2 separate regions of the Homo sapiens genome follow, and region 2 is linked to region 1. Evidence: chromatin contacts called from ENCODE Hi-C or POLR2A ChIA-PET data. All regions are on one chromosome and are shown on one strand. Each heading gives the region's core, a stretch centred on a gene start or an enhancer-like site at or near the end of the contact. The rest is flanking DNA. Distances are from core to core; before and after follow the strand shown.

Region 1 (3,558 bases), core at 555-3,054:
GGGTTTAATTTGTTTTTCAATTAATGTCGTGGTTCTTATTGTTACTGAGTGTTGTGTCTCTGCAGTGACTCCCTGTGGGGCAGGACACAGGTCAGCCTGGCTTTCTACGGGCTTCAATTCTCATTTGCACTGTCGCACAGCACTGGGGCCCGAGTTTCCAGCCTCTGCAGGATCCACATGATCTTAGAAGAGGCCTTCTTGCCTGGAGCTGCCCCATCTAAAGTCACCATGCAGCCCTTCCAGCTGTTTTCCCTTACAGCTGCCAACAGGGCTGGGACTGTGTCAGCCTGGGCATTTTTCTTCCCTGTCATAGTGTGTCACAGTTGTTTTAAAGTTATATTAACCAGAGAAATGTAGTGGCAGTAAGAAACCATCTTACCAAAGGTCAGATTACCTCCTTGCCTTTTTAAAAAATGATTATTCCTTATCCTACATAACTTTCTTTTTTTTTTGAGACGGAGTCTCACTCTGTCACCCAGGCTGGAGTGCAGTGGCGTGATCTCAGCTCACTGCAAGCTCCATCTCCTGGGTTCAGGCCATTCTCCTGCCTCAGCCTCCCGAGTAGCTGGGACTACAGACGCCCGCCACTATGCCCGGCTAATTTTTTGTATTTTTAGTAGAGACAGCGTTTTACCATGTTAGCCTGGCTGGTCTCAAACTCCTGACCTCGTGATCCGCCCTCCTTAGCCTTGCAAAGTGCTGGGATTACAGGGGTGAGCCACCACACCTGGCATCCTACATATATTTCTAAACTATTTCCCATATGTCAGTCTCTTCAGTATTTCTTTATTATCAAAAACAAAGCAAACCAACATGATGAAACCCCATCTCTACTAAAAATACAAAAATTAGCCAGGTGTGGTGGTGCACGCCTGTAGTCTCAGCTACTTAGGAGGCTAAGGCAGAAGAATCTCTTGAACCTGGGAGGCAGAGGTTGCAGTGAGTCAAGATTGCACCACTGAACCACATTGGCCAGGCCGATTTCAAACTCCTGACCTCAAGTGATCCACCCACCTCAGCCTCCCAAAGTACTGGAATTACAGGTATAAGCCACCGCACCCAGCTTCTTTCTGTATTTTGAAATTCCACATATTTTTGTCCACTTTGCTTTTTAAAATAAAAGATTCTGCTCTCCTACATAAAAAACAAAACAAAACAAATAACTCCCCCCACATACACACACAAAAAAACCATGAGGGACACAGTCCCATCAACACACAAGGCACCTTTATTGCCATCCTCGGCACCTGGCCCAGTTGCGGCTGTGCCCTTTTTGACTGTCCGTCTAGAACACCAACTCTACAAGGGCAGAGGACCAGGTGCACCTCGGCTCACACCCTACGAATGCTCAGCTCGAGCCCAGTGCCTGGCACGCAAGGGCACCATGCACACTTGGTGAAATAACTGAATGAGTACAAATTCAGCAGGTAGAAGGGAAGAAAAGAGAAACTATCTATGGTGGTGGGAGAGTGGGGGCTGATGCAGGAGATGTATTTTTAAGGGGGATACCCACCATTTTCTTACTCTAACAATTTGACTGCATAACACTGCCCCACGTGCACAGCAAAAAGATCCCGTTACTGCCCATGATAGAACCTGTATGTCCCTGCTTCGTAAGTACTCTAAATACTCCTCTGCAGTTCAAGGTCAAACTGGAAAGTCAACACGAGTGTCTGGAACCAAGTCAATGTGAACAGGGGGTCAGAGGAACGTGCACAAGGCTTGAAGCTAGACTGGCTCACGCATGAGAAAGGAGTGCCTCCTGACCTGGCATGATGGTCTTCTTGCATTCCTGGCACTTGGATGAGTACTCGTTGGAATAGCAGTCTGTACAGAGCAGCTGGTCCTCCTTGGCAGCAAAGGGCTTGTCCACCAGTGAGTTTCTGCACTGCGAGCAGTGGAAACAGGCTTCATGCCAGTGCCGGTCCTTGTAAGACAAGTCCTGTGGGGCCAGACCACACAAGACAGTCAGAGGCAGGACAGGAGGGCTTGGACCCACAGCATAGGGGCCCCTTGCGAATCTGCAGGGCAAACAAGGAAAGAAGTTGGGCCGAGGCACCCTGGCGCACCCACATTCATGCCCCAGGACCACCTAACTGCTGAAATCAATTAAGACTAGGCTGCTTTTCTCTTGCTGCATTTTAGAGCAACAGGTTAGACAGATGTGCATGTATGCACATGTCTGTGTGTGAGAGATGCTTCTAAAAAACAAAGGGATTTCCCTTATGTATTGCCTGCAAGAAAGAGAAACAGAAAACATGAACACCTATCAATTCGTCTCACACCACATCCGGTGACAGAGAAACAGACTGCAGGACATCCTTGGCTGAGGGAGCCCTGCCCAACTCAGATCACTGTGGTCACCGGCATGGCAGAGAGGCTCTGGGTGTCGGGATGTTCACAGGAGGCCCAAGGACTGTTTGGTGGGAGACGGTCAGGAGAGACTGTGTGTGTGGGTGCTACCTCTGTGGGTGGCCGTGAGCTGGGGGAGGAAGGGAATTTCAGGCAGAGAAAGAGCACAGACACAGAAGATCTGGGGACGGGGGGCATGTCAGATTGGAGGGACCACAGGCCAGGGGCGAGGTGGGAGGGCCCCCCGGCCTGGCTGGACTGGAAGATATGGCTGCCTTTTTGCCTTTTATGTCTGTGTAGAGATTCCATTGATCCTGAAGGCAGTGGACAGCTGCTTTTCAACAGGAGAGTGAAGTGCTCAGACTGGGGGACGGGTAAGGATGTGGGAGTGGAGGGGCGTGAGGGTGGGAGAAGTGAGACAAAAACTGAGCACACATGAGAGAGGCCCTGAGAAGACAGACGTGTGCTTTTGAGTAAAAGATGAGGGAGAGAAAGGAGCCCCGCAGAAAACTCGACTCCACACTTGGCTTCATCTTGCCTGAGGAATAAGAGAACCCTCCATATTTGCCTTTTAAAAATGACATACGGCATTTTTAAAGTGCCAACACAAAATTAAAATAACAATCTCTTTATGCCCAGCTTTATCTTAGAAAGGATATGTTTCTATTGCTGTCTTTGTGTTCCCAGCTCTGACCCCAAATCATCATCCATTTATACATGAGGCAGAAACAGAGTATTAGGCTCTGCACGGTTTCCTGGGCAGGCTTCCAGTTGGTAGGTATCCTGAACAGGGCACAGGAGGGCTGTTCACGCGATGGCCCTGAAGAAGAGCCTGCCCACGATGTCTCTGTTACTGAAACCGAAGTCGAAGCTGGAGTTATGCTGAATGTAGGATGTGAAGACATGGATCTTGGCCTTGATTAGAAAGTCCTAAAACACCAGCTAACTCGGAACCAAAACTAGAACAAACAGTTCTCTTTTGCTGAAGTATGTGTGTGTGTGTGTGTGTGTGTGTGCGCGTGCGTGTGCACATGTGTGCATGTATGTGTGTTTTCCCGGAACCTGGAACCAAACTAGTTATTTGATTTAGTGATCTCTTTGCGCATTTTGTTTTAGTTCAAGGAATTTTAAAAATGTGAACGCTGAGACACTTTGAAGACAGTCATGACTATGGCCTTTGTGAGGGGTGACCTCTTGTGCTATCCC
Region 2 (3,558 bases), core at 374-2,873, 660 kb after region 1:
CGGTCATGCCCAATTCACCCCAGAATGGGCCCGGTGGAGCCCACACTGTGGTCATTTCTAGCATAGATGCTGCAGTATGCACCACCATCTCCTTGGAGGCAGGCCTCCAAGGCCACCTCTGTGGCTGCCTGGTCTCCCACCAACACCCATGCCCTCCGTACCTCACCTCCCCTTAGGGTTAACCAGCCGAGTTACTTCTCCAAGACATCCGGAGCCAGCTGATGAGATAACCTTTATGGCAGGATATAGGCCACCTTGCCTAAGGTCCTGCCACTGCTCTCTCTGAAACCTGTGTGTAGCTGCCACCACCTTCACCAGTGTCACTACCCCTGATTCAGGGTCTCTGGTGATTTCATCTCTCTGTTTCCCTGGGAGACTTGCCTGAGCCCTGGAGGCAAGAGAGGCTAGCACAGCAAACCAGCTCCACAGAGACTCCCAGGTGTTCAAGGTCTCAAATCTAGGAAGGCTGGATTAAAATGCATGATAAATATCTGCTCTGTGACTCTATGTGGAAATCAAAGAAGAAGCTGTATTTTTTTTTCTTTTTAGTCTGAGAAGAACAGAGATTTGGGACCTGACAGTATATGAACAGGAGAAGGAGTAAATCCTGACACACCCCACCACTCCAATTTTCCCAGCAAAAATCTTGGGCAGGGTGTGGACATCCACAGATTGTAGAATGAGGTGTTAAGCATACTCTGACCTACATCTCATGGAATAGATGGGTCCAGGTGCTGTAATCTGATCAACCCCCTTCCAGTAAGAAAATGCCTTAAAACTTCCCTTTGAAAATAAGAAAACTACCTAGATAGAAGAAATTATCCCAGCCATAGGGAACTAGGCAGCATATTCTGTTGCCTCTTATCAGAGTCTGGCCCTAACTGGCTGTGTGTCTGCAGGCAAGCCATTTAGCCTCTCTGGGCTTCTGTTCAATGAAGGGCTCTGGGGGATTTCTATCTATTATTTTGCACTCAGCATTCACAGTTTAGTCCATTCACTTCAGGGAAACTTTTTTCCTGTACTTTTTTGAGATATAATTTATACAAAGTGCACAATGTAGTGTACAGCTTGATGACTTTTTAGGCGCACACACACACACACACACACACACACACACACACACCCCTCATGTAACCACAACCCTGATCAAGATATGAAACATTTCCCACATCCAGAATGTGTCTTTGCGTTTCTTCCAGCCAATACCCCACACTCCAGGTTTAACCACGGTTCCGACCTCTATCACCATGGCTTCGTTTTGCCTGTTCTTGAACTTCATATAAAATAGAATCATACAGTGTACTTTTGAACGTCTGGTTTCTTTCATATATAACATGATACTTTGAGATCCATCCGTGTCATTTTAGGTAGATTTTAAAAACTGCAATTGAAAATTCTGGAATAGAAAATTATTCCTGGCTTTTAAAAATAGACATGCCATGTACAGGAAGGATGGGGAGATTTTCTAGGTCAGCAGAGGGTGCAGCGTTGTCTCCTCTGAGACCGGAGATCTTGATTCAAGCTGCAGAATGTGATTCTGTGGCTGATCCAAAGATTTTATGAACAGTGAGTAAGGCAAGGAGGAAGGGGAGAGGGGAAAGAGCGGGAAGGGAAGGGTGGGTGAGGAAGAAGGCAGGGGTGCTGGGGAGCTGCGGGAGCTTGCGCTTCCTTTTCTGGCATCTACTGTTCTCTCAGATCAAGTACAGTTGTGTAAACAGATCTGTGCCTGGAATGTAAGGAAGGAGGGAGGGGAGCCAAGTAAGTCAGAGACTGCTGGAAAACAGGAAGAACTTGCCTGAAATAGACTAGCTCGTGCCTTCAGGATGGGACTCCTGGAGAAGCCATCAGGCCTGTGAATCAGGCACAGCACAGTAGAAGCACTACCTGGCATTGTGCTGTCCAGGCCTGGGGTGGCACTGTCCCTGTCCGGGCCCCTGTACTAAGTAGTCGAGTATTAATGGGCTGGCAGAGCAACTAGCCAAGCAGAGGCCCCCGTGGCTTAGGGGCTCATCTTTACTCAGCGAGATGAGTGTGGGACTGGCGGGGACTGTCCCTTCCAGTCCCCACTCGTCTTCCCCTCCCACTCCACCCCCAGCCAGCTGCTCTCAGCATCAGGGTGTTGAAAACTTGCATCACACTACATGGAACGTTGTAATTGTGAAATAGTTCATGAGAGATGGAAGGTGGACTTTTACCTTTGAATCTTTGTTCATAAACAAATGGTGCTGTACCCAGTGGGAATTCCACACCATCTCCCAATGCATCCCATCAGTAACAGGTTTTTGCCTCTTTACCTGCGTTTCTCTTAACTGTGATTATTATTTTTTTGAGATAGGGTCTCACTCTGTCACCCAGGCTACAGTGCAATGGCATGATCTCAGCTCACTGTAACCTCTGCCTCCTGGGCTCAAGCAATACTCCTGCCTGAGCCTCCTAAGTAGCTAGGATGACAGGTATGTGCCAGCACGCCCCACTAATTTTTGTATTTTTTTTTGTAGAGACAGGGTTTCACCATGTTGTCCAGGGTGGTCTGAAACTCCTGGGCTCAAGCAATCCACCCGCCTCAGTCTCCCAAAGTGCTGGGATTACAGGCGTGAGTCACCATGCTTGGCCTAATTATTTTAATGAAGTATTAAAAAATTATTTTTTGCTCTGACGAAAGCTGATCTTGTATTCTCCCCCATTCTCTGTTCACTTTATTATTTCCTTACAGGCCTTAAGCAACTGGACACTTCTGTTTACATACTAACAAAGTCCATGGATTCAGGTACACTGAGGAATCAGTTGCTGCTGTTTCCATTAAGACTTTTGGCCTTGAAAAAATATCTTTTAAAAAAATAATTTAGACTTTTTTTTTTTTTTTTGAGACAGAGTCTCGCTCTGTCACCCTGGCTGGAGTGCAGTGGCCCAATCTCGGCTGGCTCACCACAACCTCTGCCTCTAGGTTCAAGCGATTCTCCTGCCCCAGCCTCCAGAGTAGCTGGGATTTCAGGCATCAGCCACCACGCCCACCTAATTTTTTGTGTGTATTTTAGTAGAGACGGGGTTTCACCATGTTGTCCAGGCTGGTCTCAAATTCCTGACCTCAAGTGATCTGCCCATCTCAGCCTCCCAAAGTGCTGGGATTACAGGCGTGAGTCACCACACTCGGCCGTAATTTAGACTTTTATTTTAGATTCAGGGGGCATATATGCAGGTTTGTTATATGAGTATACATGTGTGATGCTTAGACTTGGGGTACAATTGATCCCACCATCCAGGTACTGAGCATAGTACCCAATAGTTTTTCAACACTTGCTGCCTCAGTTTCTTCCCCAGTTTCTATTGTTGCCATTGTTTTGTCCATGAGTACCCAAAGTTTAGCTCCCACTTATGAGTGAGAACATGTGGTGTTTGGTTTTCTGTTCCTGTGTTAATTCACTGAGGATAATGGCTTCCAGCTGCATCCATGTCGCTGCAAAGGACACGTAAAATCTTATCTTTAAAAAAAAATGTCAGCTGGGCACGGTGGCTCATGCCTGTAATCCCAGCACTTTGGGAGGCAGAGGGGGGGTGGAT

The links. Hi-C counts contacts between places; a loop is a spot of excess contacts on that map. ChIA-PET counts read pairs that join two places held with the same protein, here RNA polymerase II (POLR2A). Pooled maps may share reads with other maps.
Region 2: a loop to region 1 is called in a map of sigmoid colon, with 2.5 times the contacts of the local background. The contact joins two enhancer-like sites. A Hi-C loop is called at or near these places in 1 of 168 maps with a recorded cell type or tissue (sigmoid colon) and 1 of 50 pooled maps. POLR2A ChIA-PET finds 5 or more read pairs at or near these places in 1 of 52 experiments (BJ).

Annotation. Positions count from the first base shown.
Region 1 is chr2:105,371,792-105,375,349 of GRCh38, forward strand. It overlaps FHL2 (four and a half LIM domains 2), which reads right to left. Exons shown (of 7, transcript NM_001318895.3): 4 at 1,768-1,942. It also overlaps a transcript of C2orf49 not described here. Among named protein-coding and RNA genes, the nearest start is that of FHL2, 25 kb to the right of the region's middle. RefSeq lists an enhancer at 2,104-2,383. Within about 2 kb of position 1,805, at least 21 of the 41 ENCODE cell types and tissues checked have a DNase peak (open chromatin) inside an H3K27ac peak, as active enhancers do; they include sigmoid colon, where a contact is called at or near this core.
Region 2 is chr2:106,028,973-106,032,530 of GRCh38, forward strand. No RefSeq gene overlaps it. Among named protein-coding and RNA genes, the nearest start is that of ECRG4, 35 kb to the right of the region's middle. Within about 2 kb of position 1,624, at least 18 of the 41 ENCODE cell types and tissues checked have a DNase peak (open chromatin) inside an H3K27ac peak, as active enhancers do; they include sigmoid colon, where a contact is called at or near this core.